Regions from separate parts of the Homo sapiens genome. Here region 1 is linked to region 2. A link is a loop called in an ENCODE intact Hi-C map of the cell type or tissue named here. Cell type or tissue: MCF 10A. All regions are shown on one strand. Each heading gives the region's core, and the rest is flanking DNA. Links, peaks and the distances in the headings are about the cores only.

Region 1 (15,542 bases), core at 6,097-11,096, 76 kb before region 2:
ACACCAGGCTGCTGCCCCTGCCCTACCAACAGCCCCCACCTCTGAGCACCCCTTAAGTCACAACAAATGCCCTTTCTTCCACGTCACTTAAGTATGAATAGATCCTTGTCCTAAAAACATTGTGGGGCTCCTTACCCATCCCCTGGCTACTGAGGTCCTCTTTTCAAAGAAAGAAAAGGGAGAGGCAGGTTTTGGAAAACGCAAAATCATTTGAAAACCACACTGAATTGTGTGTTTCCAACTCAGCATCCCCCACTCTCTCCCCAGTTAGGAACCTACAAATCACATTTTCCAGCATCTCTTTGCCCATGTGGTTCTGGGTTTGAGTCTGTCACTGAGGGGAACTGGCACAAGATTTGAAAGGCGGAAGTGAAGGAGAAGCCATCATTCTCAAAGAGTAGCTGCTTGGGAACTGCTGGTTTTGCTGCTTCCAACCAAAGCACTTGGAAGGAGCTTCTAGAGATCCTCAAGCGTTGCAGCAACTTCCTGCAGGCTTGTGAGAACCACCAGCTTCAATACTTCAGGCCCAGGTTCCTGGCCGTGTCAATGTCCCTGGATTTTGGCAGCAGCTCCTCTAACCTCTGACACCCCGGATCTTCCAGCCATTCTGTCAGCCCCCGTTTCCCGCAGTCCCATAAGCCCCTATAACCTTCATGCCTGGAACGCAGAGAGGTTCCTGTTTTTCTAACCAAACTCTGACTGATATAAAAGTTAATGCCAAAAAAGAACATTGACTTTTGACTAGACTATTGATTTATGAAAAGTGTTGAAACTTTAGAAAGAGGTTTCTTTATGTTCTATTATTCCCCAGAAGGGCCATGATCCAGAAATGAGCTGAATTCATAACGCGTGTCAAAAAGGGAGCTGAGCTTTGGGGACAAACTTGCAAGTGACCGTGACTGGCAGGCGAATGGTGACCCAGACTGGGCCCCCCCAACCAGAACTGTCTCTGGACCATTTTGTCTTTGGAATCCCATTTTAGGAAAATTGAGGGATGCACAACATAGCTCTTCTTCAGAGGGTGCAGGAGAAGCAGGGAGAGGGATGAAGGCAGGGAAGGAAGACAAGACCCACTCTGACCACACAGCTGACCTCCACCCAGACTGCCCCCAGCTCTCATGCTGGATTGGCCTAGGAAGCCCTAACAATAGGCTATGTCTCCCGCCAGCAGCTTGGCCTCCCAGGAATGACTCACTCCACCCCTATTAGGTGTGGCAGGCTGGAAAATGGCCCCCAGAAGATACCAAATCCCTGGAACTTGTAGATGCACCTTATTTGAAAATAGGGGTTGTGCAAATGTTATTAAGTAGAGGATCTTGAGAAGAGGAGATTATCCTGGATTATCCTGGTGGGCCCCAAATCTAAAGATTTCAGACAGACACACAGAAGAGAAGACAATATGAAGATGGAGGCAGAGATTGAAATGTTGCGGCCACTTAGCCCAGAAGCATCAAAGTCGCCAGCAGCCACCAGAAACTAGGAGAGAGGCACAGAATGCTGTCTCCCCAGAGCCTCCGGAGGGAGCACAACCCTGCCGGCACCTTGATTTCAGACTCTGGCCTCCAAAGCTATGAGAAAATAAATTTCTGTTGTTTTAATCCACCAAGTTTTGAGTGGCATAGGAAGCTAATACAGGAGTATATACTGGAGGGACTTGAAGACCCTCTGGTCAATAATCTTTTGTTTGTTTGTTTGTTTTTGAGACAGAGTTTCGCTCTTTCACCCAGGCTGGAGTGAAGTGGCACAAACTCGGCTCACTGCAGCCTCCCCACCGTGCCCCATGGGTTCAAGCGATTCTCCTGCCTGAGCCTGGAGAATTGCCTGGGTTATTTTTGTATTTTTAGTAGAGTCAGGTTTTACCATGTTGGCCAGGCTGGTCTCGAACTCCTGATCTCAGATGATCCACCCGCCTTGGCCTCCCAAAATGCTAGGATTACAGGCGTGAGCCACCGCACCCAGCCTGGTCAATAATCTTTAAACCCTGCTCCTCAGAGGGCTTTTGGGGGCATCTTCAGGCAGGATTACGTAGGACAAGTAGGTCAGACTCCAGGCCAGCCATCCCTCATGGAGCAGAGCAGCTCCCCCGCAATCTCCTCTACATATTGGGCAGTGAAGTAAGATTAAGTAAGAACAAGTGATGGGGAACTGCGGGGAAGCAATTGTGGAGGGGCTGCAGGTGAGTTTTCAAGCCAAATATCCAACTGGTCCCTTCAGTTTTCCGTTTTCTCAGACAGACGGAGTGACTTGCCGCTGGTCATACAAGTTAGTAACAGAGCAGCAATCAGAACCTGGGTCTCCAGTCTACACTGCAGCACACAAGCCCACACTGAACAATTGCACAGCGCCAAGGACTGGGATTGGAAGGGACTGCAGGAGGATACTTTATCTGTCTCCTGCCCTCTGATTAGATGGTGGGAAGGTTTTAACTTAGGTAACTTTGCTGAAAAGGAGCTGCAGCATCTGCTGACCAGCTGTCGTGGCTTCTCCTAAGCAAGGTCTCTTCCCTTGGCTGGCTGTGCAGGCAGTTGATCAGCTTCTCTCAAAGGTCTGTGAACAGGAAGCCTGGAAACCCAGGTGACCCAGGTCATTGACATGCAGGAATCAGCTTGCTTCTTGGATTGGGCTCACTAGAAACTGACCCTGAGATGGAGATGTGAATGCAGGCAGAGCTGATAGCACTGGCCCCACTGCAGGAAGCCAGACCTGCTGGGGCAAGCCAGGGGCTTCCCACCCAGTCGCTGGCACAAACCCAGGACCCCAGTTCAGAAGCAGCAGAGTGGTACAAGCAGCCCTGTCCTGAATGTCTAGAGTCCTGGGTTGGAGGGGACTCGGTGGGTGCAGTGGGTGTCCTGGGGCTTGTCACTTGTCAGCTCTGGGCACCCCCCCATTTGTGGAACAGAGGGGCTCTGCCCCCTGCTCCCTAACCCCCTTCCAGCTGGCATTCTGCAAGGGGGCTGCCAAGCTACCACATCTGGCCATAATCTCCAGCTGTCATAGAGGAATAAAAATAGCAGCATGACAGACGATGACAGCTTTGGATGTTTCCCCTGCCTTTTTTGTGCATGTCAATTTCTTTTCTCCCAAGTTAGGGAAAGATTCCTTGATACAATCAGGATTATCTCATAATGCTTAATGAAGGGCCTCCTGGCGCCTCGGCCACAGATTACTCTAAGCTCTTGCTAACCCACTGAAAGGATGATAGAAATTGGCACAGGTACAAACCACCCGCTCCTTGTGCAGGGCCGTCAGAGCAGGGCATGCGAGGACTTCAGCAGATCCAGTAGGCCTACTGCTATGGCCTTGTGTGGTGAGGCAGATGTTCAAAAAGAGGATGGAGCTGAGTCTCTGCTGCTTACTCACGTATCCAGTGAGACAGGCACTGTCACAAAGAACACCGGGGGTCCCATCCCAGTTCGGTCTCATTCCAGAACTGACTGTGTGCTGGGGAATAAGCAACTCCTCTAAGCAGGGCCTCCTCTGGAAAATGAGGGAGTAAGTTTTCTTCTGCAGGTCAGTGTTGTTTGACTGGCTGCCTGAAGGTCATGCTGAGAAGGGTTTGGAGGCTACACGGGACTCTTCAGAGAATGGCTGTGCTCCACTGGGGATGTCTGCTATGGCCAAGACTGGGACGGTGGCCATATACATGCCACTAGACCTCTCTGGACTATATGAACTCTAAGGCTCATCCCAACTCTGGTATCTTATTAAATCTTATAGATATTCATCCTATGATCAAAACAGCCATAATATTCTCCTTACTGTGGCTTCTTGCCAAGTCCTTCAAATCATCTTTTTCTATCAAAGGTGGTGAATGTATGTAGTGGACACTCTTGTGTGCTACCCAGCTCTCTCCTTTAGGATTGGGGTTCTCTCTTCTTTCCCCCAGCTGCCAGGATTGGGGATGGCTCATGACCCCTTTCCTGGAATTGCACTGGGTTGAAGGGAGTGGCTTTGTCTTAGGTCATGCCTGCCCCCTTCCCCAAGGGGATATCTGTATCCAGTGACTGGTCTATTTAGGAACACAATGTGGGACAACTTTCTCCCAAGTTTCGACAGTTAAAGTCTGTCCCAACTCTATAGCAACTAGAAACTCCACACTGCACAATTTCACAGCACCAAGGACTAGGGCTGGAAGGGACTGCAGGAGGTTATGTCATCTGTCCCCTGCCCTCTGATTCGATGGTGGGAAGGTGGTAACTTACGTAACAGGCGAGAAGGAACAGTGGCATGTATTGACCAGCTGTCGTGGCTTCCCATAAGCAAAGTCTCTTCCCTTGGTAGAACTGAGCTTCTGTTTATTACATCATTAATTGCATCGCGGCTCATCTTTTCCCTTTCCCCAGTCCTGTATCTTTCACTCTCTTATAAATGCTGACAAGTGACAAGCCTCAGGACACCCGCTGCACCCACGGAGTCCCCTCCAACCCAGGACTCTAGACATTCAGGACAGGGCTGCTTGTACCACTCTGCTGCCTCTGAACTGGGGTCCTGGATTTGTGCCAGTGACCGGGTGGGAAGCCCCTGGCTTGCCCCAGCAGGTCTGGCTTCCTGCAGTGGGGCCAGAAATATGAGCTCTGGCTCCCCCTGGTGGCAAGACCAGAAACGAGCTCAGCGTGACTGTCCAGTGTCAAAGATGTGGGAGGAAGCAGCGGAGAAACCAAAGGAGGAGGAAGACGCCACCATCACTGTCCCCAGCCATGCAGCCTAAAAGTCACTATCCCTTCCTCTCTTAGAGTCTTTTGGTTCAGTTTCCGCCCCCATCATAGTAACAGAAGGGGCCTTGGGCCCAGTTGCAGCTAAATTTTGTCCCCGTGAAAGTTCGTATGTTGAAGCCCTAAATCCCAGTACCTCGGAATGCGACTGTATTTGAAGATAGCGCCTTCAAAGGGGTAGTTAAGGTAGAGTGAGGTAATGACAGTGCGCACTAACCAACGTGCCTGGTATCCTTATTAGAAGAGGAGATTAGAACACAGACACGCACAGGAGGGAGACCACATGGGGACCCGGGGAGAAGACAGCCTTCTACAGCCAAGAGAGGTCTCAGAAGAAAGCTGCCCTGATGATCTTCCAGAACTGTGAGAAGTGAATTTCTATTCTTTAAGCCGCCTAGTGTGCGGTACTCTGTTTTGGCCGCCCCAGCTGATTCATCGACCCCTAGTCCTTTCCCTTCCTGGCCTCCTGGCCCGCTTCTCCCCTCCCTCTCCCCTGCCTCACTCCCTCTTTCTCTCCATATCTGAAGATACCTCCTTTGCTCATTTATTCTCCAGATATTTACTGAGCCCAACGATGGACTCATTCTTAGAGACAGAGAAATGAATAAGAACTTTTATTCACCAGTAAATATTTACTGAGCACCTAGTAAGTACCAGGCTCTGCTGTAGGCACTGGGTTATGATGACACAAGGCAGGCATGATCCTCAAGGTGCAGTCGGCATGGGTGGGGTTGGGGGGACTGACATGCACGTGTCCAGCCTGTCTTCCACTGAGCACTGGGTGCAAACCCCATACGGAATAAGGCAGAACCCAACTCCCACAGAGTGGGGAAAAAAAGAACCCAGGAAGCCAGTAAATAGAGGTGAAGTTTGTGCTAAGCTTTGAAGGATGAGGAGGAGTTCTCTCTCTCCCTCTTGTTCTCCATAAAAGTCTATCACTAAGCAATGCTCAGTGAATATATGTTGACCACATGAGCAGAGAAATAGGATTAGTGACACGGCTCTGATGAGTGGAGGAACACCAGGGCTCTTCGTCTCGAGTCAAATTAGATAAAATGACATGGACACACACGGAGTGGTTTTTCTTTTTTTTTTCTTTTCTGAGATGGAGTCTCGCTGTGTTGCCCAGGCTGGAGTGCAGTGGCATGATCTCAGCTCGCTGCAAGCTCCGCCTCCTGGGTTCATGCCATTCTCCCGCCTCAGCCTCCCGAGTAGCTGGGACTATAGGTGCGCCCACCACCACGCCTGGCTAATCTTTTTCTATTTTCAGTAGAGACGGAGTTTCACCATGTTAACCAGGGTGGTCTCGATCTCCTGACCTCGTGATCCGCCTGCCTCAGCCTCCCAAAGTGCTGGGATTACAGGTGTGAGCCACCACGCCCGGCCTACACATGGAGTGGTTTCAAGGAGCAGAGAGTTTGATAGGCAAGAAAGAAAGGAGGAGCCAGAAGGAAGCAGCTCCCCTGTACAGAGATGGGGGGGCTCCAAAGCCGAGAAAGGAGACCCCAAGTGCAGCAGAAATCAGCCGGGTATATGAAGAGGCTGGAGAAGATGGTGTCTGATTTGCATAGGCCTCAGGGGAGTGGTTTGACCAGGCGTGTCATTCATGTAGCCCACGAAAAAACTGGCCCTCCCACCCTGCCCTTTTAATATGCAAATGCAGAACGCCATGATGTTCTACACACATGGGGATATATGGGGGCGGCCATGTTGCCAGGCACATGTAGGGGCAAGGGCAAGAGGACAACAGTGGGAATCGCCATGTTGGGTGGACCCACTTTCTAATGGCCTGCATTTGCATATCAAAGGTTGCCGGTGGGCTCTAAGAGCTGGGGCTTTCCTGCTAGACAAGAAATGTTTCTGGAGCTGCTTTAAGAGAGGAAAACTTTCCAAGGACCCCTTTTCCTATCTGCCTAAAATAATTTCTTAATAACTCCTACCACATTAGGATGCACGTCTAGTTGATGAAGGGAGGGGAGACACAGGTGAGGGACAGGCAGGCAGCTGCAGGAAGAAGAAAAAGAGACTTGCCCCAGAGGTGTGAGTACTCCCCAAGCTGACATCTGTTCTGATCTGAAAGTTAATTATGATATTTGGACGTTTTATTTTTGATCCTACTTAATAATTACAACAGAACCCAAAGTGTGAGATAACACTGAATCATTAAATGGGATTTAATTATTCTCCCAACTCTCAGGAATTAAGGGACTTCGGAGGAAATGCATGTTTTCACATAACAAAGCACGTGTTCCCCTCCTAATTCCTCCAATCTCTCAAGGCAGAAGGCAAAGGGCCAAGATGGCAGCACATGTAGCACAGTGGCTACAGGTATCCTATCTGTGCAAAGGGTCTAGGTGTTCCACTGGGTTTGGAGTATTCCCAGCAGTCAGGGTGGTAGATGTGTTCATTCAGCCATTCATTCACTCAACAGAAATTCATGGAGTGCCTACTGCTATGTGCCAGGCATTGCTCGTTCTAGGCCTTAGGGAGACAAGGTGGGCAAGGCAGACAAAATCCCCCCTCAAATGCTGATTACACTCTAGTCGTGGAGACTAGACTAATAAACAAGTGGAATATTGGACAATGAGAAGTGCTATGCAGAGGATTTCAATAAGGTGTTGTGTCGAGAGGGGCTGGCTAGATGGCCACTTCAGACCACATGGCCCAAGACAGGCTCATTTGGGAGGTGACAGGTAAATGGAGGTCTGAATGAAAAGAAAGAGCCAGCGCTCCTAAAGCAAGCTCAGGGGCAGCAAATGCAATGATCCTAAGGTGGGAATGAGGGACAGAGAGTAAGAGGGGGTGGGATGAGTGAGGGGTAAGCAGGACCCCCTGCATAGGAGCAGGCAGCAGAAGAGCCTTGCAGCTCAGATAAGGAATTGGGTTTAATTTTAAGGGAAAAGGGAAACTGCTGGAGAGTTTTAAGGGGTGGGTGGAGTCATACACTGATTTTTTACTTTAAAATATCACTCTGGGCCGGGCGCGGTGGCTTACACCTGTGATCTCAGCACTTTGGGAGGCCGAAGCGGGCAAATCACGAGGTCAAGAGATCGAGACCATCCTGGCCAACATGGTGAAACCCCGTCTCTACTAAAAATACAAAAATTAGCTGGGCATGGTGACACGTGCCTGTAGTCCCAGCTACTCAGGAGGCTGAGGCAGGAGAATCGCTTGAACCCGGGAGGCAGAGGTTGCAGTGAGCCAAGATCCCACCACTGCACTCCAGCCTGGCAACAGAATGAGACTCCACCTCAAAAAAAAAAAAAAAAAATTACTCTGGCTACAGTGTCGAGAGTGGGACAGAAGCTGGAGCTGGGAAAACAGAGAGGAGACCTCTGCAGCTGAGACGATGTTGGTGTCAACAGCTATCTACCCTGCTGCAAAAAATTACCCTTTATCTCCTCGTAATGGCCAAATCCCCAGTCGCCCCTCATTTTTTACAGTACTCTGCAGCTTAGAAGGTGCTTTTGCTTTATATGACATTTGATTTTGATGCTTATAATAAACCGGAGAGACAGACACTATCATCCCCGTCTCAAGGGCTCAGAGAGATTGAGTGACCTGTCCCAAGAAATGCAGCCAGTGAGTGGCAGAGCCAGAGACTGGAAGAATATCAGTCCCTGATCTGAGAGACAGCTAAAAAATAAAAAAAGCTTTGGGAGACAGTGTGATGTCTAGACCTGCACTGCCCAGTAGCAAGTTTTTCTGGACAAAAGGAGAGAACTTTTACAGCCTCAGATCTTTGTGCCTACACTTTTTAAAGAAGTCCGCAGTACAAACTAGACACTGAATCTAACAAGGTGCTCCATGCTCAGGACATTTCTGGAGCCAAGGTGCAGAGGCAGAATGGACACAGGCTTTGTAGTCAAAGATCCTCAGAGAGGATTCCAAGTCAGTCACCTCCCACCTGGACCCTCTGTCTCCTCAACAACAAGGTAAGTTAACCTGGCTTTGAGGATGTCTACAGGGCCTGAGGCACCTTCTTTGAATCTTCTCTGTTGGGGACATCTTTATCCTTAAGATTACTTTGAATTTTTTTTAAACATTCCAGAGCCACTGGGAGTAAGGGAATACATGGGTGCGGACAGAGGGGATGCTATTTGAAATCCAAAACATTTGTGCCATTTGCAACTCAAAGCCTGGCTGGCTGAGCCGCTCCTGGCTCCTCGCGCCTCTTCTTCGCAGGCATCCCACTGCTCCAGCCATTTGGTCCTCGGCCCAGGCAATACCCCCACCTAGTGGCTACTTTCTCCTCTCTCTCCAGGACTGGCGAAGAGTCAGGTTGACAATGAGACTTCTTATCGGGCAAACAAATCACCTGGCGGTCTTGTTAAAAAGCCGATGGGGATGGGGCCTGAGATTCTGCATTTCCAAGGAGCTCCCAGCAAATCCTGCTACTGTATATCCTCAGACCCCACTTTGAGGGGTGAGGAAAATGGAATTTCTGAGCTGTGCTGACCAGTTGCCAATTTACAAGGGCTCATCTACGCTGCTTTTGTGTGGTCAGTGGTTCCAGTGTGCCCAGCTTCCCCTTGATCTAACCCAAAGAAATAGAGTCAGAATGGGTAAAACATGAGGAAAAGCTTTCAGTATTACCAAAAAATTGCATATAGGAACAGTATCTGCACAAGCTACTAGACACAGGGCCAGGTACTCAGGATGCAAAGGACAAGGTGCTCCAGGTGGTTGGTGGTCGTGGAGAACCGTGAAAGTTGATTCCTGCACACGCTTAAGAACAGCGACTATTTCCAGAAAACCCAGTAGGAGGCAGTAGAGGGATGGTGGGGCAGAACAACTCTGGGGTCAGCATTCAAAGACAAAAATTCTCATCCTGGTTGTGCCATTACTGGGTTGCATGACCTCAAGTAAATGAATCCTCCTCTCTGGTCCTCAATTGTTAATAAATAAATAAATAAACAGGGAGGAGGGGTTGGGGTGCTGGCTGACATCATCTCCAAGGCATTTTCCAGTAATAAGATTTCAAAATTCTCAAGAGGCAGGCTGCGGACATAGTGGTTAGGCACACAGACAGCTGGACTGCCTGGGTTTGCAGCTGGTCTCTACCACTCGCTAGCTCTGTGACCTTGGCCAAGTTACTTAACCTCTCTGTGCCTCAGTTTCCTGATCTGTTAAAAAGAAGAAGAGTCCCTACTTTATAAGGCTCTTAGAAAGACTACGTGAATTGATGTGTAAAATATGTAAAACACTACCTGGTCCTCCTAAGTATATAACGTGAGGTGCTCTTAAGTCCTTATCAGTCCTTTAAAAACCTCATTAAGCCATGCCGACTGAGAGGAATTCTAAAATGGTGACATGACGATTCTAGATTTTGGAATACTTTGAAAGCGAGGTAGTTTTAAAGTGCCCAGCATACATCCTTTCCTTGTCCCATTTTTCTGGCAACAGAGCGGCTTTTCAGGAAAATCCCATCCATCCATGCCAGCCTGAACAATACCCTACACACACACACACACACACACACACACACACACACACACACACTGGCAACAGAGCGGCTTTTCAGGAAAATCCCATCCATCCATGCCAGCCTGAACAATACCCTACACACACACACACACACACACACACACACACACACACACACACACACTCTCTCTCTCTCTCTCTTACTTTTCAAGGAATAGCCGTGTGACCAAGTTTTGGCCAATCAGAGCTCTCCGTACCCCAGGTTCAGTGATTGGTTCAGGAGTGGGCACATGACCCAGCCCAGGCCAATCAAAGGAATCTCTGGGGCTTTTGCTAAAAACACTAGAAAACGGAGATATTCTTTTCTCTTTTCTCTGGGATCAGTAACTATGCAAAACATATCATTGTGGAGCTACCTGGTCATCCTAGCTGCTACAGGAAGAGTGCCTGCCTGAGAATGGGATCAATACAGAAGAAAGATTAGCCAAAGGGTGGAAAGAGACGGAGTTCCGAGGGCATGATTTGACTTCCTGGATCCAGGCACACCAGACTCCAGACACCCAAACTTCTGAGTTATACAGCCCAGTCATTTCTTTTTTATTTATTGAGCTGGGTTTCTCTCACCTGAAACTTGACTAAAGAGTCCTAAGGTAGGTATTATGGAATGTCTGATCCAAACAAGGTTACACAGATGGCAGAACTTTATTGAACCTAGTGTATGCAGCTTTAAAGGCCATGCTTTCTACATTAATCCACATTGCCTTCTGTGAACCACCCACTCCCCTCCCTCAGGAGGAATTACTTGAAAACAATGACGTTGGATGTTGATTGGTGGTCCACAAAGGGTGGTTCCTGGTTCTGCAACAGCAGCATTGCCTGGAAACTTGTTAGAAGTGCAAATACCAGGCCCCAGCCCAGATCTACGGGGTCAGAAGCACTGAGGGTGGGGCCCATAAGTCTTTTTAACAAGCACTTCAGGGCATTCTGATGTACACTCAAGAATGAGCACCTCTGCCAGAAATGAACAAATCAACTTCATTTTGGTTTAATTATTTTCTGGGCACCGTTTGCCAGAGCTGGGGGAGTAGAGATAAGCCAGATGAGGCTCTTGACCTCAAGGACTCCGAGTCTGGTGGTGATAGCCAGATCAGCACTCCACATCCAGCCAGCCATCTCTTAGTTGGGGGCATTTGCAACTAGCATCCATGTTTTCCTGGCAATGCCAAACTTTCAAACTTCCAGCCATTCATACTCATATCCTCTGCCTCCACTTTCTCATCTGAAAGGCTCCTCCTCATGCTTCAATACCCAGCTTCAATATCCCCCTCCCTGAGGCCTCCCAGCAGAATTAATTGCCCCTCACCTGAGAAGGGTCCTGCAGCAGGGCCTTCCATCCTTGCTCAGGACGTAATCACATTGCAATCACATTGCATTAGCAGTGCTTGTTGGAAAAGTAGTGTCTCCAACCCAGCTGTAAGTAATTTGAAGGTGAGCACTCTGTTCCCTTCATCTTCTATCCAGAGCCCAGCACAGGGCCTGGCACACAGTAGAAGCTAATAAATGCTTGATGAATGAATTAATACTTAAAGGCAGCTCTGAAGGATAGCAAAGGCTCACGTGCACAGCCTGAGAGAGTACAGAGTTGACCTGAGTGGGGACCCAGATCCAGCAGCATCAGCACCCACACACCCAGGAGCCTGTCAGCAAGGCACAGTTCAGGACCCACCCCAGACTTACTGAATCAGAGGCTGCTTTCACACAAGATGGCCAAGGGACCTCTTTGCATTTTAAAGTTTGAGAAATTCTGCCAAGGGCAAACTTACCCTTCTGCATTCATAATTGAAGGGATTATAAACAAAGTTGATGTCATCCACACAGAACACCTATAGAGGCTCTGTCAGTTGAAGCCATTTTCTTCTCCCCTTGGGAGAGCTCCCAACTTGACATGTTCTGGAAAACTGAGGGGCCCAGGGAGAGCCCTTTATTTTCTCTTACCCAGGACATAGCTGGTGGGTAGCATTCTGAGAAGACGGCAGACAGCACTTCCTCCCTCAGCCAAACCCTTGGCATTGCAAAGGCTTCCAAGAAAGATACAGAGAGTTTAGTTCTGGTCGAAAAGTCCCCACTTATCTAAGAATGCAATCAATAATGGCAAGGGGAAATCAATGGGGCCAGGAGATCTATCTCTCTGTGTATTTATGGAGCGTGGATCCCTGGTTGGCAGGAGGCTTCGGCAGACCAGATGGAGCCTGTGCCTGCTTCCCGGAGATCCTGATTCCCTTTCCAAGAATTATGGAGTGTCCTTTGTCTCTGCTCGATAACACCCTGGAGTTACAGAGCCATTTAGAAATGAATTGGCTCATTTTTCTCCCTTCCCCTTGCTTATAGTGACAGGTCACCCGGGCCAAAGAGTTATTAAAGGGACAGATAGGACACTTTGCACATTCCGTCTGGCTCCACCAGCCTTCCTGTCAGCGGCAGGCCCCAAAGCTCTAACTCCTTGTCAAAGAAATAACATTCGAGGAAAAAAAAAACAACAGGTAAAAAACTTGAGGCAAGGGTATTTTATTTTATTCCAAGTACTTTTTCCATTTTTTTCCATAGAATTTCCAATTATCTCTCACCTCTAAATATGCCATTGCTAAAAGTCTCATGAGCAAACTGAATGCATGGTTTATTTTTCCCAAAGTTAGCAAAACCATCTCCTAAAATTAAATTTACCTCCAGAGGAGGATTTAGACAAGTCACTTAACCTCTCTGGTCTGTTTCCCCATCTATGAGGATGACAATCCCAGCTGCTAAAGTCACTTCAAGGAAAGTGCTTCATACGGTGCGTGAAGCCTAGGAGATACTCAATAGTTATTCATTCATATTTATCTACAAAGTATTATTATTAGAATATTAATTGCTATTTCCTGAGCTCTTACATATCTCAGGCTCTGTATGAAGTTGTCAGAACTTTTCACAGGCAGTGGCTTGAGCAGAGGTTGAAGCTTTGGCCCTGCCATTTACTAGCTGGGGATGGGGTGTTGGGCCATCATGGGAAAATCAACATCCCTCTAGGCTTGGACCCAGGGCGCCTGCAAGGTGGGGGTGGAGATCCTGCATGAAGCCGCACTGAGATGAGGGTGCCTAATGTAGCCTCAGCTCCACTCTGTGCAGCAACAATTCTATGAAGCCCTCCAGAGGGATCTGAGCTCCTCCTGGAAGCCTCTGCTAAGGATTCTGAGGTGATGTTGTGTATCTCAGTCCCTGGGGATGGAGCTTTTGGGGTAGTTGGTAATACTAATAAATTCAGAGCTATATTTAGTTCCGGTCTTTAATGTTCTCTACAGCTCTCTACAGCTCACATGACTGTCTCCCTGTCCATGGCTGTGTTACGGCTCACTAGAAGGCAGCTTTTCCAAACTTATCAAATGGGTCATGTCCAGCTCATCTCTGTAAGAATGGAAAGCCTCCTGAGAATGTGCTCTATGACCTTCCACTCACCCCTAGATTAGGATATGTGGGATGCCCATAAGCCCCCAAATCCAAAATACTCTACTCTTGCAGAGTAAAAACCAAACAAACAAACAAACAAACAAAAAAAAACACCAGCTGGGCGCAGTGGCTCACACCTGTAATCCCAGCACTTTGGGAGGCTGAGGCAGGTGGGTCACGAGGTCAGGAGTTCGAGAGCAGCCTGGCCAATATGGTGAAACCCCGTCTCTACTAAGGATACAAAAATTAGCTGGGCGTGGTGGTGCACACCTGTAGTCCCAGCTACTCGGGAGGCTGAAGCAGGAGAATCACTTTCCCCCGGGAGGTGGAGGTTGGAGTGAGCCGAGATTGCGTCATTGCACTCCAGCCTGGGCGACAGGGCGAGACTGTCTCAAAAAAAAAAAACCTATATTCTGTAGCAGACTGGCTAACCGATTCTGTAACAGAACAATTCTTCCTCCTTCCAAGTATCCATATCCTTTGCCAGGTAACTGCCCCACACCCTTGACTCTGGGCTCTGTGACGGGGCTTTGTCCAGAAGCATGAGAACGCACCTGCTCATTTTGTTCTCACGCTTCCATTTGCTGTCATGAGAAGGACATGCCTGAGACAGCCCGCCATTCATGACAGCATAGATTTTTCTATTTATTACAACCACTTCCTGGCAGATGGCAACAAAGTTTCTAATTTTCTCAAAGGTGGGTTAGCAGATGTCCTAATACCATTCTTCCCCACATCCCAGTATTGACTTCACTTCCTGTGTATTTCTCAAAGCAGTCCCCCTTCTCTGCTTGCATGGTTTGTCTTTTTAATCCCTGTCTAGCAGCAAGGTTTGTGCTTTCTTTTTTTCTTTTTCTTTTTTTGAGATGGAATCTCACTCTATCGCCCAGGCTGGAGTGCAATGGCGCAATCTCGGCTCACTACAACCTCCGCTTCCCAGGTTCAAGTGATTCTCCTGCCTCAGCCTACTGAGTAGCTGGGATTACAGGCATGTGCCACCATGCTTGGCTGTTTTTTGTATTTTTAGTTGAGACAGGGTTTCGCCAAGTTGACCAGGCTGGTCTCGAACTCCTGACCTCAAGTGATCCGCCTGCCTCAGTCTCCCAAAGTGCTGGGATTACAGGTGTGAAAAACTGCACCCAGTGCTTTGTGCTTTATAAATATGTTCTGAATGAATGAAGGAAGCATCAGCAATAGAGACATTAGCAGAAAATAGTAAGATAAGAATATGAGAAAATATTAAATATGTTTTTGTTGTTGTTTTAGAAAGTGTCTGACTCTGTCACCCAGGCTGGAGTGCAGTGGCACGATCTTGGTTCACTGCAACCTCCACCTCCCAGGTTCAAGCGATTCTCATGCCTCACCCTCCCAAATAGCCGGGATTACAAGCACGTGCCACCACACCAGGGTAATTTTTTGTTTTTGTTTTTGAGACGGAGTTTCGCTCTGTTGCCCAGGCTGGAGTGCAGTGGCGCGATCTCAGCTCACTGCAACCTCCGCCTCCCGGGTTCAAGCGATTTTCCTGCCTCAGTCTCCCGAGTAGCTAGGACTACAGGCGCGTGCCACCACGCCCAGCTAATTTTTTATATTTTTAGTAGACATAGGGTTTCACCATGTTGGCCAGGCTGGTCTCAAATTCCTGACCTCAAGTGATCCGCCCACCTTGCCCTCCCAAAGTGCTAGGATTACAGGCATGAGCCACCACACCTGGCCTAAATATGTTTTTAAATTTGGGACTGCCTGTCCATGAGAAAGGTAGGGAGAAGAGAATTCACCTGGCACCCCAAGGCAGTAGCAAGGGGAGAGGAGAGAGAACTAGAAAGAAGACTTACACCTTTGGATAAGGAGCTGCAAGTGGGAGAGTTAAGGGGAGCCTCCAGGGGAAGTGCTGCAAAGAGAATTCTTTGCTGTGCAGGGGCCTGC
Region 2 (15,542 bases), core at 5,347-10,346:
CAAAAATTAGCCAGGTGTGGTGGTACATGCCTGTAATCCCAGCTACTCAGGAGGCTGAGGCAGGAGAATCACTTGAACCCCGGAGGCAGAGGTTGCAGTGAGCCAAGACGGCACCAGTGCACTCCAGCCTGGGTGACAGAGTGAGACTCTGTCTCAAAAAAAAAAAAAAAAAAAAAGAAAGAAAGAAAGAAAAGAAAAGAAGAGGAAGAGACACTCAGAGATCTCAATTTCTGTTTGCACATGCACAAAAGCAAGGCAATGCAAGAACACAGCAAGAGGAAGCTGTCTGCAAGCCAGGAAGAGAGTCCTTACCAAAAATGGAATTGGCTTGAACCCTGATCATGGACTTCTAACCCTGAGAACCATGAGAAAATAAATGTCTGTTGTTGAAGCTTCTGCCCACTCTGAGCCTTTGTTCATCCTTCCTCCTCTGCACTTCAGTCCCTTTCCTGACTCAGGTGCACCAACACTGCTCAAATCTCTAAATGAGCATCACCTCCTCCATCAAAATGTAACCCAGGATCCCCGGATTTGGGGATACTCATTGTCCAAAAAGTACCCAGTTGTAACTGTTGCATTTTGAATTTTTGTTGTTTCAAAAGTTTCAAAAAGAAGCCTAACCCTGGCAAAACCAAAACTGGTTAGCTCCAGAGATGCCTGAATTCGAGTGAACTTTGGGGAATTATCCTCATCACCACACTAAAAAACCCCATCCAGGGAGGAGCTTATTGGCTGTTTTCTATGGATGTGACGTCCATAGAAGCATGCTCGGCAACTGCACCTGTACATATAATGGCTCAGCTAATCAGCCTAATAAATGCCCTGTTTTCACCTTTGTTTGGGGACGCACTGCTTTGGGCACTGTCCCCAATGTCCTCCTTCCTTGTTGCAAGCAATGAAATCCCTGTGTTAAATCTTCCTTGGTTGTGGTCATTGGACTGCCACCCACCTGATGTGTGTACAACAGAAACATTCCTGACTCCTTACATTGAGCTCTGTATGGGTATCAGTAACAGTGGTAGCAACAACTAATATTTATTGAGCACTTACTATAATCAGGCTCTCGGCTATGCTTTTTTATTTTTTATTTTTTTAAGACAGGGTCTCTCTCTGTCGCCCAGGCTGGAGTGCAGTGATGCGATCTTGGCTCACTGCAACCTCCGCCTCTAAGTTCAAATGATTCTCCTGCCTCAGCCTTCCAAGCAGCTGGGACTACAGGCACGTGCCACCACGCCCAGATAACTTTTGTATTTTTACTAGGGACAGGGTTTCACCATGTTGGCCATGACAGTCTCGAGCTCCTGACCTGAAGTGATCTGCCTGCCTCAGCCTCCCAAAGTGCTGAGATTACGGGCATGAGCCACCATGCCTGGCCTCTGCTATGCATTTTATCCCCACTATGTCACCTCATCTTCACATCCACCCTTAGACAGACAGTATTTCTAGCCCCATTTCATAGATGAGGAAACTTAGGTGAAGCATCTTCCCCAACCGAGTAAGTGGCAGGGCCCAGATTCCAACGCTGCTGGTCTGACTGCAGAGCCTGCAACCTTGCCTGCTTTTGCAGCATGCTAACATTCACTACCTGAACTGTCTGCTGCTCTGTCCCCACCATCAGACTTTGAGTCCACAGGACAGGGACCTTGTCTGATTCACCCCTGTATCTCTGCACCTTCAATGCCCCACACAATGTTTGGCACATCTGGGGCCTCACAAAGGCTTGAAGAATGAATGAATTAATAAAGGAATGAATGAATGCCTCTCCTCACACTTGTAGCCACCTGTCACAGTGATCAGGAAATATCCAGTTCCTTTGACTGTGGCTACTCACAAAGAATCTCAGTGTGGGATAATGGAAGTTACAGCATGTGCCGTCTGTCCACACAGACTCCAGTCTCCATGCGTGCATGTCTGAGTGAACAGATAACTCACGCTGAGATTTACTTAGAAGGCATTTAATTCAGCTCACACTTCTGCCGACCAAGCCTATTACTTGCAGAAATCTATTCCATGCATTACCATTTTGATTTCCAGTGCTGAGACAGTGGTGGTTTGGTAGCATCCTTTTTTTATTTTTTCTCCTCTCACCAGTTGAGTTACTGTCTGTGTTTGTGGAATAAATTGCTATACATTGAGTTACCAACACTCTAGAATGGGGAAATATATTCTCAATGCTCTATGGGCAGCTGACAACATTATGGAAATACACAAAGTGTGTGTCAAAGTTTATGTGAATGGTGATGAGTTGTGATGGATGTTGGAAGAATGGGGGGTAGGATGGGGGGTGAATAGCGGTGCCCTCAGAAAAAGTGACACTCTCCATGTACCCTTTTCTTCCCACTGCAGCTGGCCTCAGCTTCTCAGACAGGAGTTTTAAAGGTGGAAAGTTAGGGTCAGACAAACAGGAGGAGCTGGTCACTGGAAAAACAAGTTTGGACAATAAGATAAACAGCCCCCAGAGTCCAGTAAGCATGATGCTGGGGACACTGTAGGTGCTCTACTTGTACTTTTTTATTATTCTTTTTTTTTTCTTTTTGAGGTGGGGGTCTATGGAGTCTTGCTGTATCACCCAGGCTGGAGTGCACTGGTGCAAACTTGGCTTACTGCAGCCTCCACCTCTCAGGTTCAAGCAATTCTCCTGCCTCAGCCTCCCGAGTAGCTGGGATTACAGGCGTGTGCCACCATGCCCAGCTAATTTTTGTATTTTTAGTAGAGACGGGGTTTCACCATGGCGGCCAGGCTGGTCTCAAACTCCTGACCTCAAGTGATCCACCTACCTCATCCTCCAAAAGTGCTGGGATTACAGGCATGAGCCACCGTGCCTGGCCTTTTTATGATTCTTACTGGGTCCTGTGTGCCTTTGCTTCTAAAGGCTGCACCCGCTGAGTGTCTCTGGAAGCCGGCCCTTGGGCACCTTCACAGGCCCCTGGGTGCAGTCCTGAGCCAACAACCGTGTAGTGTGGGAACATGAAAGGCCAGCAACCTTGCTGAGTCGGAACGAACTCTAAGGTCTAATATATACTGCAGAGCTGCCCACAGAATCAGACTGAAGCTGGGGCTTCACCTGAAGTCACTGCCTTGCTTGGCTTCTCTCCCTTCCCTTTCCTTCTGGCCCAATTTGCTCACAGCTTTCTCCTGGGAGCACCTCCTGAATATACCATTTGTACATGAAATGTTCATCTCAGGGGCAGCCCCTGAGTGTGTAGTCAGGGGATCTCAACCAACTGAGAAGGTCTCTGCGTCTGTGTGAGTGGGTTCTGGAAAATCCAGCAGTTGGTGGGGCAGCAGTGCCCAGGGGCACAGGATGGGAGTTAAGGGCAGCAAGGGAATCTCCAGAAAACCCAAGTGCCTGGCGGACAGTCAGCTCCCATCTCATACCAAGCCAAAGATCATGAAGCCATAGGATGCTGTTAACAGGCACATAAGAACTGTGCTGACCCACTTTCCTTCTTTCCACACTTCTCTACCCAATACTCCACAGCAAAAGGAATCAGAAACAGCAGATCTTAGTGAAAAAGAGAAAAGGGCTATCCCCCTTCCCAAAGCCAGTGTCCTGTCTGCAGCTAGTCCCAGCTGGATGGGGGAAGGAGGAGTGTTACCTTGGGAAGAGACTCAGGTTCTGTTTTGCAACTCCCACTGACCATAGGGCTTTGTCTTGCCTCCAGTGACAGACAGAGTCATGGAGATGAGCAGAGTTTTCATCCAAGGACAGGGAAAGGACAGCCATCCTCCAGCCAGCATTAGAGGGACAGAGTGAAATAATAACAAAGTGGCTTTCATGAGTATCCCTTTAAGCACTAAATGTTCCGCATGCAATTTACACATCTAATAAGTACTTCCCATTGGTATTATGGTTACCATTTGTCTTATCATTGATTTGCTAGGTATAATGGTTTCTTATTGCCCCTAGAGGGACATGCTGTCAACAAGAATGTACCGGTGAGAATGGAGGCAGAAAGATCAGTTAGGAGGCAGCTATGGTAAGACATGATGTAGCAAATCCCGGGAACTGGCTACTCTAAGCCATCTGCACACCCCCTGCCCCTGCACACTCACTCGAGCCCCTCCCCAGTAAAAAAGACAAAGGCTCTCAATTAGGAGTTATGGCCTGGAATGAGGAAGTGACGCCTGGAGAAGCAGCAACTACCCTGTGACCACAAGAACCAGTGCCAACACTGAGGATACTGGAGTAGAAACAGGAGGAGGCACCAGGGTCCCTGATGACATTTTTGGGCATTTGTTCCAGTTCTGGACTGCCTGCCCCAGACTTCCTTTTGCATGTAATAATACACCCTTCACCTTTGTAAGCAATGGAGCTGTTTTCTGTTACTCAATGTCAGGCCTCTGGGCCCAAGACTGCACATACATATCCAGATGGCCTGAAGTAACTGAAGAATGACAAAAGAAGTGAAAATGGCCTATACCTGCCTTAACTGATGACATTACCTTGTGAAATTCCTTCTCCTGGCTCATCCTGGCTCAAAAGCTCCCCCACTGAGCACCTTGTGACCCCCACCCCTGCCAGACAGAGAACAACCCCCTTTGACTGTAATTTTCCACTACCTACTCCACTCCTATAAAACGGCCCCACCCCTATCTCCCTTTGCTGACTCTCTTTTCGGACTCAGCCCACCTGCACCCAGGTGATTAAAAAGCTTTATTGCTCACACAAAGCCTGTTTGGTGGTCTCTTCACAGGGACACACATGAAACTCAATCCTGACCAATATGAGGCATGAGAGCCTGGCCTAGAGAAGTTGTGGAGGACAGCGGAGAGGAAGTACTTAATACTTAGGAGGTGGTAGAATTGACAACACTTTATGCCTAACCAGACATGAGGGGAGGAGGAAGTCAGGGAGGAAAGAATGTCTTCCCCAACATAAGGAATACAGCAGGAGAAACAGGTTTCAGTGGTAAAATCAGAGGTGCATCATCATCATGTCAATAAGCTGCTTCAGACCGTATTGTTTTCCCCCGAATTCTTATATTGAAGCCTTAACTCCCAGTGAGACTGTATTTGGGGCTAGGGCCTTTGGGAGATAATTAGGCTTAATGAGGTCATGAGGGTGGGGTCCTCGTGATGGGATTAGTGCCCTTATAAGAAGAGAAACAGACATCAGCGCTCTCCCTCTGTCTTGTGAGGACACAGTGAGAAGGCAGCTTTCTGCAAGCCTGGAAAAGGGTCCTCACCAGACCCTACCACACTGCACCCTGATCTCAGACTTCCAGCCTCCAGAACTGTGAGAAATCAATGTCTGTTATTTAAGCCACACTGTCTATGATATTTCATTAGGGCAGCCTGAGCAGACTAATATGTAAATGCTGTGCATTGTGCTAAGAAAACAGGTTTTCCCTGTTGTCCCAAAATTCTGCATAAACCCCCAAACTAGGGACAATGGGCATGAAATCCTCTCACATTCTAAAAAGCACAGTGACATAGCCATGCAAGATGAGCCAAGAAAGGACAGAAGTACCTCTGCCCCACAGCCATCACCCCTTCCCAAGCCCCTCCAACCTTTATCAGCAAAAGACCTGGAGGAATTCCAGAGGACTCACTAGACAAGGGAGTATTTGAAATATGGGGAGAGCGCTGTGTCTTTTCGTTTCCTGCTGTACGGCCCTGGCTCCCACCCAAGCCAACTTCAAGAAAGTCATTTGCAAAGATTAGGGCTATGGCATCGTTTGGGTTCCCCAGAAGGAGACCTTGAGGCAAGAATCCAAGGACACGTGACTAACTTGAGAGATTATCCAAGGAAACTCCAGGAGGGGAATAAGAAAGAGCTGGAGAAAGAACGGCAGTGAAAAGGGTGTGGTTATTGAGAAGTGACCACTGTGGATGAGAGGGAATTCATCCTGCTGTGAAACACTGGGAGCTAGTGAGGAAGACGACTTTCAGAGTCATCCCACCAGGGGGCAAGGGACCTGGGCATTTATTAATACACGCCAACACTCACCAGTCATCATGGAGGGCTGCTGCTGTGGTGTTAATTTCCTGGTACTTAGGCCCACTACTCTGGCCCGGGGCCTGGCCACTGTAGAACGCCCTCAGGCAAAGAGATACAGGGGCTGCCCTGGAGGTTAGCCAGTGAGCACTTTAGCAGAGACAAGGAATGTAGGTAGGAGACATTGCCCACATCCCAGCATCTGCTAGGGGCTGCCTGAAAGAAAAGGACCCTAGATCTGTGTTTCTGCAGCAGACTCTCTGATCTGCCCCTTAAGTCTAACAGAACAGGGGAGAAAAGACCTGGAGCGAGGCACAGGGTAGGGGGTGGAGGTGCAGCAGCAGGCACTCCCACTATAGCATGGCAAAGATGCGTGAGTCTCCCACAGGCGGAGAGAACACCACTGAAGGACCAAGACTTGAGCAATTTCCACGTCCAAAGATCCTAATCATTACCCAAGGAGACTTGAGTGGCAAGAAGCTGTGGGCTCCCCCTGGCAACGATGGGGGCTAATGGGGTGGTCAGGGCTCCCACAAGAGCTCTTCACGAGGACCTCTGAAGAACCCACACAGGCACCCTGAGAAACAGCTAGCATCCTGCCCATTGCTCCCAACCTTTCCCATCCCTCTCCCGGCGCAGGTCTCTGGGGCTGGGTCAAGCCTGAGCGGGAGGGTGGGAAAGAGGAGCATTAAATGAAAAACCAGATTGAAGTACTTAGCTGCAAATGACCAAAAATCTCAAGGATCTGCCTACGATATTGTAAGAAAGATAAGAGTAGAGCAGAATATGCCCCCACCTGGTTCAGACAGTTCAATACATCCTTGATAACAACCAGCTATTGAGTACCAGACACACAGCGAGGTGTTCCTCAGGGCTGAGCTCATCTAATCCTCTCAGCAACCTTAGGGGAAGGTGTTACTGTCCCTACTGTACAGCTGAGAAGTGTGAGGCTTAGAGAAGCTACACAGTTTGCTCAGGATCATACAGGCAACGCATAGCAGAGTCTAAATTCAAACTCGGACCATTTTCATTCTGGTGCCTTGTTCATCAACTGGTAGGTAAATTATGGTATACCCATACAATAGAATACTAGTCAGTAACAAGAAGAAATGAATGACAGATGCATGACGGAACCTGGATGAATCACAAAAACGTTATGCTGAATGAAAGCAGGCAGACACAGAAGACTACTTTCTGTAGGATTCCATGTATATGAAATTCTAGAAAAGGCAAAGCACAGTGCCAGGGAACAGATCAGTAGTTGCCAGAAGCCAAAGACTGGAGAAGAAATGGGGCATGGGAAGCTTTCTGGGGTGGTAAAAATGTTCTATACCATGGCCAGATTCTGTGGCTCATGCATGTAATCCCAGCACCTAAAGGTGTTAGCAGAGCCAAGGAGGCTCTAGCCATGTGAGGGCATGGGCTGGAGAGGAGGACAGAACTAGAGAAATAAAATGAAATGACAGGTGGTAGAGTTGAGAAAGGGATGGACAGGGAGCAAATCCTAGAGTAAACATCTGACTGAAAAGAGACTTAGAGATGAACTCTAATCCAATGCCTGCCCCCACCTTTAAAGTTGGGGAACTGAGACCCAAAGAGAAGATTAAAGCAGCGGCAGTGGTGCTGGGGGGGCTGTTTACCTCTGTATTGGTCCATTTCACACGACTCTAAATAACTGCCTGAGACTGGGTAATTTATAAAGAAAAGAGATTTAATTGACTCACAGTTCCACGTGGCTGGGGAGGCCTCAGTAAACTTACCATCATGGCAGAACGGGAAGCAGCCATATCTCACACGGCAGCAGGAGAGGACGCTTGTGAAGGAAGTGAAGGGGGAGGAGCCCCTTATAAAACCATCAGATCTCGTGAGAACTCACTCACTATCACGAGAACGGCATGGGGGGAACCGCCCTCATGATCCAATCACCTCCCACCTGGTTCCTCCCTCAACACCTGGGGAGTACAGGTCAAGATGAGGTTTGGGTGGGGACACAGAGCCTAACCATCTCAACCTCCTTTATTTCATTCTTTCAACAAACATTTACAAACAGCTTGTTCTACATAGCAGACAGTCCAAGTCAAACAGGGCAGAGCCCCTGCTCTCCGGGAGTCCACAGCCGGAAGACGGACAGCCAGATGCCCTGGAAATTTACACTTCATGATGCTCAAGACGCTCAATGTCCCAGTCCCCCAGGCTGAGTTACCAAAGTATTGACATAAGAAAGGGGACTACAGATTTGAGGAGCCCGCAACTTATTCAGGAAGCCCTCTTATGGGAAAATGATACGAAATTATAAATGCAAAGTTAGGTACAAAAGCAGAAGGGGTCTGTACAGGTGAGAAGTCCTGAAGCTTAAGCTTCTTTAGCTTTTACAGCAATTCCTTCCCTGACCACACCTGAATTCAAGGGCAAAAACATACTTCTGAACTGGGCCAACAGCGCCCTCTAGCGGACCCACAGAGGAAGGCCTCAAGGAGCTCTGAGCTTTGGACACACCCACGCAGGCAGCGTAAAGCCAAGCAGGTAAATTTGGCCATCGGCTTCCTAGACACTTTCTCATCAGCCCATAGACCTGCCCTTCCTAACCCTAGAGGTGTGCAATTATTATTAGAAGCTTAGAGCTCAGCGTCCAGATGGACAGTTCCTTGTAGTTCCTTGATTTGGGGCAGGTAACTTAACCTTTCCACGTTTGTTTCCTTTACTGCAAATAAGTTGTGTCATAATGAGATTAAGTAAGTACCTACTTCAGAGGATGGTTGTAAAAATTAAATGAGATGACTCACTTTTATGATGTCTCTAAAATTAATTTTAAATAGACTCACTTATAAGTGCTTTATACAAAGGGCACTTTGATGTGTAATTTTTATTATTATTATTATTATTATTATTATTATTGAGACAGAGTCTCTCTGTTGCCCAGGCTGAGTGCAGTGGCGCGATCTCGGCTTACTGCAACCTCCATCTCCCAGGTTCAAGCGATTCTCCTGCCTCAGCCTCCCGAGTAGCTGGGACTACAGGCGCCTGCCACCACGCCTGGCTAATTTTTGTATTTTTAGTAGAGACGGGGTTTCACCATGTAAGTTATTTTTTAAGGAAAATGTATTCACCTGGCCATATTTTCTGCTTCTTCATGAACTCTTCTGAAGAAATTACCCTTACTACACACTCACAAAGGACCACGCAAGGCCCAGTTACACGGTGCAGGGTAGAGACAAGGTGTGTCTGTCTCATCCACCATTCCACAGACCCCTAAAGAGTGAGGTGGGAGTTTATTCATCTCCCCATTCCCCCCAGCACATCCCTGGCTCATGGCCCATCACAGGAAAAGTCACTTCATGGATCAATGTCTGGAGAGGGTACAATGTCGGTGTGAGATGAATGAATACTAAGTGAGTACTCTTCATGTTTTCTTCTAACTTTATATTTTAATATAATTTCAGATTTAGAGAAAAGTTGCAAGAATAATGAAGGATGAATTATCAGGGGCTCTTCTTCCAAATTCCCCAAAACATGCACATTAAACTCAGGGCCTTCTGTGTCCTCTGCCCCTTTCTCTCTCGATATGCTTGAGTGTGTGTGCATCATCTTCTGAACCATCTCCAGTTAGTTGCAGATGTGGTCCTCTTTTGCCCCCAAATCTTCAGTACATAGTTCCTAAAAAGAAGGACATTCCCTTATATAACTGCAATTCACTTATCAAAATCAGGAATTTGGCATAAATTCAATACTATTATCTACCCTGCAAACCTTATTTAGATTTTACCAACTTGTCCCAATAATGTCATCTACCCAAAAGAAAATCCGAGATCGTGCATGGCATTCCACTGTTACCTCCTTTCAATCCGACCAGATTCCTCCCTCAACACCTGGGGGGTACAGGTCAAGATGAGATTTGGGTGGAGACACAGAGCCTAATCATCTTAACCTCCTCTATTTTATTCATTCAACAAGCATTTACAAACAGCTGACCCTAAGCAAGCAACTGGAATTGAAAGACCAGCAGGAAAGTAATGGGATATCAACCCTCCCTCATCACACCATTTGCTTTTTACTTATTTATTTGCAACCGTAGTTTTACATATGATAAGTTCCTCCAAAGAGAAGAGGGAAGAGAACTCTGATCCCTCCCCTCTGAAGTTTAAATTATTAAAATACACCTTATGGACTGGGGTAGCCTCAACTGGAGCCCAATTGCTGAAAGGACAGGACAGACCCTGGGAGGAAGTTTGCCCTGGGATGGATAGCTGGGAATTAAGGGGCATGATGATAGGAGCCTGGACAAGTAACCAGGAATCAACCCTGAGAATTCTGTCCTCAGAGAATTCTGATCCATCATAACCCATTCATGGTCCAGCCACCTGGCACTGTGGTCATGCCTTGGAGACAAGATATGGTGTCCATCCTCAAGGAACTCATCACTGAAGAGCTCCTGGGACACTTGGGGACCATGTTTGTCATGTGATCATGTGCTTGCCAGGTGACTCCCCTGACTAAGCATAAGCAAAGAGCTGAGGAAGGTGAAGCTGTGCTCACAGGAGGTGGGCAGCTCTGCTGGAGCCATATCACTGCAGATATTCTGAAAATCACAAGGTCATCAGGGAAGGGTTCTTCAGGCAAGGAGAGGCAGAATGAAAGCCAAATCCTGAGACTGCGCAAGAACCTCTGGGCACCTGGGAAAATTTGGGGAACTAGAGAAAGCTGGACCCCTTCTGAGTAAATTAAGTGAGGGCTCAGAGCTGTTGCCATTTGAACAGGCTTCTATAGGAGAGACTGTGCTTGGGTCCAGGGAATGGAGAACTTCAGAATTAACATTCCCTGAATCCTTGGTCATTGCAATAGAGTTATCAGCCTTCAGACAGAAGGAAAGAGGGAAACAAAACTTGTCTCTTGGAATCCAAGTTCCCAGACACCAGCCAAGGACCAAACCCACAAGTAGCCTTTTCTAAGGACAGCAGTCTTCACTCTTTTCTACACATAGATCTTTTTACTGTGGCTGCTTTTTGAGATTTTCTCTTCATCATTGGTTTTAAGCAATTAGATTATGATATACCTTGATGCAGTTTTTACGTTTGAGGGTTTGGAAATTTTTGACCCATTATTTCTGCAAATTTTTTTTAGTATTCGTTCTCTATTTTTCCTTCCAACTTTTATTTTAGGTTTAGGGTACATGTGCATGATTGTTACATGGGTAAATTGTGTGTCACAGGGGTTTGGTGTACAGATTACTTCATCACCCAGGTAATAAGCATAGTACACAATAGGTAGTTATTTGATCCTCACCCTCTTCCTACCCTACACCTTCAAATAGGCCCCAGTGTCTACTGTTCCCTTCTTTGAGTCCATGTGCACTCATTGTTTAGCTCCCACTTGTAAGTGAGAACATGCGGCATTTGGTTTTCTGTTCCTGTGTTGATTTTCTCAGGATAATGACCTCTTGCTCCATCCATGCTGCTGCTGCAAAAAAACATGATTTTGTTATTTTTGTGGCTGTGTAGTATTCCATGGTATAAACGTACTACATTTTCTTTATCCAATTTACCATTGATGGGCACCTAAGTTGATTCCACGTCTTTGCTATTGTGATAATGAATGCTGTAATGAACATATACGTACATGTACCTTTATAGTAGAATGATTTATACTCCTACAGGTATATACCCAGTAATGAGATTGCTGCGTCAAATGGTAGTTCTGTTTTAAGTTCTTTGAGAAATCTCCAAATTGCTTTCCACAGTGGCTGAACTAATTTACGCTCCCACCAGCAGTGTATAAGCATTCCCTTTTCTCTGCAACCTTGCCAGCATCTGTTAGTTTTTGGCTTTTTAATTAGTCATTCTGACGGGTGTGAGATAGTATCTCACTGTGGTTTTGATTTGCATTTCTCTAATGATTAATGATATTGAGCATTTTTTCATATGCTTGTTGGCTGTGTGTTACATCTTCTTTTGAAAACTGTCTGTTCATGTCCTTTGCCCATTTTTTAATGGGGTTGTTTGGTTTTCGCTTGTTAATTTGTTTAAGTTCCTTATAGATTCTGGTTATTAGACCCTTGTTGGATGCATAGTTTGCAAATATTTTCTCCTATTCTGTAGGTTATGCAGAAGCCCTTTAGTTTAATTAGCTTCCATTTATCCATTTTTGGTTTTATTGCAATTGCTTTAGGTGTCTTTGTCATGGAATCTTTGCCAGGGCTTATGTCTAGAATGGTATTTCCTAGGTTACCATCAGACCTGCCTTACAAGAGATCCTTAAGGGAGGGCTAAATATGGAAACGAAAAACTATTACCAGCCACCACAAAAGCACACTTAAGTACACCATTGACGCCATGAAGCAACTACACACTCAAGTCTTTCTCCTCATCCAGGTACTCAAATTACATTTACGTTAAAATTAAAATTGTCCCACAGCTCACTAAAATTCTTCATTTAGGGGTCTTTCTTCTATGTTTCATTTTGGATGGTTTCTATTGCTATATCTAAAAAAAAAAAACTTTTCTTCTTCAGTGTCTAAATGGCTATTAATTCCATTTAGTGCATTTTTCATGTCAGGCATTGTAGCTTTCATCTCTAGAAATTTAATCTGAGTCCCTTTTTTGACATTTTGACACCTTTATTGAAGTATCTTCTAGAATTTTTATAGTTTCAGGTCTTAGGTTTAAGTCCTTAATCCATCTTGAGTTGATTTTTGTATAAGGTGGGAGATGAGTATCCAGTTTCATTCTCCTACATGTGGCTTGCCAATGATCCCAGCACAATTTGTTGAAAAGTCTGTCCTTTTCCAACTTTAGGTTCTTGTTTGCTTTGTCAAAGATCAGTTGGCTGTAAGTATTTGGGTTTATTTCTGGGTTCTCTATTCTGTTCCATTGGTCTATGTGCCTATTTTTGCACAAGTACCCCACTGTTTTGGTGACTATGGCCTTACAGTATAGTTTGAAATCAGGTAGTGTGATGCCTCCAGATTTGTTCTTTTTGCTTAGTCTTGCTTTGGCTATGTGGGCTCTTTTTGGTTCCATATGAATTTTAGAATTTTTTTTCTAACTCTGTGAAGAATGATGGTGGTATTTTGATGGGGATTGTGTTGAATTTGTAGATTGCTTTTGGCAGTATGATCATTTTCACAATATTGATTCTACCCATCCATGAGCATGGGATATGTTTCCATTTGTTTGTGTTATCTATGATTTATTTCAGCAGTGTTGTGTAGTTTTCCTTGTAGAGGTCTTTCATTCCTAAGTATTTTATTCTTTCTTTTCAGCTATTGTAAAAGGGGTTGAGTTCTTGATTTGATTCTCTGCTTGGTCGCTGTTGGTGTATAGAAGAGCTACTGATTTGTGTACATTAATCTTGTATTGGAAACTTTGCTGAATTCTTTCATCAGTTCTAGGAGCTTTCTGGAGGAGCCCTTAGGGTTTTCAAGGTAACTGATGATATCGTTAGCAAACAGCAACAGTTTGACTTCCTCCTTACCAATCTGGATGCCCTTTATTTCTTTCTCTTGTCCAATTGCTCTGGCTAGGACTTCCAGTACTATGTTGAAGAGGAGTGGTGAAGGTGGGCATCCTTGTCTTGTTCCTGTTCTCAGAGGGAATGCTTTCAACTTTTCCCTATTCAGTATTATGTTGGCTGTGGGTTTGTCATAGATGGCTTTTATTACATTAAGCCTTTGCATGCCGATTTTGCTGAGGGTTTTAATCATAAAGGGATGCTGGATTTTGTTGAATGCTTTTTCTGCATCTGTTGAGATGATCATGTGATTTTTGTTTTTAATTCTGTTAATGTGGTGTATCACATTTATTGACTTGCATATGTTAAACCATCCCTGCATCCCTGGTATGAAACCCACTTGATCACAGTGGATTATCTTTTTGATATGTTGTTAGATTCAGTTAGCTAGTATTTTGTTAAGGATTCTAGCATCTATGTCAATCAAGGATCTCAGTCTGTAGTTTTCTTTTTTGGTTGTGTCTTTTCTTGATTTTGGTACTAGGGTGATGCTGGCTGCATAGAATGAATTAGGGAGGGTCCCTTCTTTCTCTGTCTTGTGAAATGGTATCAAAAGGATTGGTATCAATTCTTCTTTGAATGTCTGGTAGAATTCTGCTGTGAATCCACCTGGTCCTGGACTTCTTTTTGTTGGTAATTTTTTAATTACTGTTTCAATCTTGCTGCTTGTTATTGGCTGTTCAGGGTATCTAATTTTTCCTGATTTAAGCTAAGAGGGTTGTATTTCTCCAGGAATTTATCCATCCCTTCTAGATTTTCTAGTTTATGCATGTAAAGGTGTTCATAGTAGCCTTGAATGATCTTTTGTATTTCTGTGGTGTCAGTTGTAATATCTCCTGTTTCGTTTCTCAGTGAGGTTATTTGGATTTTCTCTCTTCTTTTCTTAGGTAATCTTGCTAATGGTCTATCAATTTTATTTATCTTTTCAAAGAATCAGCTTTTTGTTTCATTTCTCTTTTGTATTTTTTGTTTGTTTCAATTTCATTTAGTTCTGCTCTGATCTTGGTTATTTCCTTTCTTCTGCTGGGTTTGGGTTTGGTTTTTTCTTGTTTCTCTAGTTCCTTGAGGTGTGACCTTAGATTGTCTCTTTGTGCTCTTTCAGACTTTTTGATGTAGGCATTTAGGGCTATGAACTTTCCTCTTAGCACTGCCTTAGCCGTATCCCAGAGGTTTTGATAGGTTGTGTCATCACTGTCATTCAGTTCGAAGAAGTTTTAAATTTCCATTTTTATTTTGTTTTTGACCCAATGCTCATTCAGGAGCAGGTTATTTAATTTCCATGTATTTGCATGGTTTTGAAGGTTCCTTTTGGATTTGATTTACAGTTTTATTCCACTGTGGTCTGAGACAGTGCTTGATATAATTTCAATTTTCTTAAATTTACTGAGGCTCATTTTATGGCCTATCATATGGCCTAACTTGGAGAAAGTTCTATGTGCTGTTGAATAGAATGTGTATTCTGCAGTTGTTGGATGACATGTTCTGTATATGTCTGTTACATCCATTTGTTCCAAGATATAGTTTAAATCCATTGTTTCTTTATTGACTTTCTATCTTGATGACCTATCTAGTGCTGTCAGTGGAGTACTGAAATTCCCCACTTTTATTGTATTGTTATCTACCTCATTTCTTAGGTCTATTAATAATTGTTTTATAAATTTGGGACCTCTAGTGTTAGATGCATATACATATAGGATTGTGATATTTTCCTGTTGGACAAGGCCTTTTACCATTATATAATGTCCTCTTTGTCTCTTTTAACCGCTGTTGCTTTAAAGTTTGTTTTGTCTGATATAAGAATAGCCACTCCTGCTTGCTTTTGGTGTCCATTCGCATGAAATGCCTTTTTCCACCCCTTTACTTTAAGTTTACGTGAGTCCTTATGAGTTACGTGAGTCTCCTAAAGGCAGCAGATAGTTAATTGGTGAGTTCTTATCCATTCTGTGGTTCTGTATCTTTTAAGTGGAGTATTTAGGCCATTTACATTCAATGTTAGTATTGAAATATGAGGTACCATTGCATGCATCATGCTCTTTGTTGCCTGCATACTTTGGGTTTGTTTTTCGGTTGTGCTTTTTAAACTTCTATTTTTGTTTTA

What was found. Hi-C counts contacts between places; a loop is a spot of excess contacts. Peaks named below come from ENCODE experiments on the same cell type or tissue, not always from the same donor. Only the 100,000 strongest peaks of a DNase experiment are listed, where the experiment ranks them.
Region 1: it touches region 2 in a loop (8-fold over the local background); 15 of 110 quality-filtered maps call a loop at or near these places.

Annotation. Positions count from the first base shown.
Region 1 is chr22:35,146,122-35,161,663 of GRCh38, forward strand. The region is part of intron 4 of LINC01399 (long intergenic non-protein coding RNA 1399); the gene reads right to left. Among named protein-coding and RNA genes, the nearest start is that of LINC01399, 77 kb to the right of the region's middle. RefSeq lists enhancers at 2,573-2,622, 8,513-9,036, 9,022-9,221, 12,111-12,942 and a silencer at 8,755-9,049. In MCF 10A, for the core only: a CTCF peak has its summit at 8,966 (motif pointing left); a DNase peak (open chromatin) is centred at 8,950.
Region 2 is chr22:35,223,297-35,238,838 of GRCh38, forward strand. LINC01399 (long intergenic non-protein coding RNA 1399) reads right to left here and starts at 7,760. Exons shown (of 6, transcript NR_126356.1): 1 at 7,702-7,760. LOC105373017 (a long non-coding RNA gene) reads right to left here. Exons shown (of 4, transcript XR_938210.3): 4 at 9,347-9,595. In MCF 10A, for the core only: a CTCF peak has its summit at 8,385 (motif pointing left); a DNase peak (open chromatin) is centred at 8,385.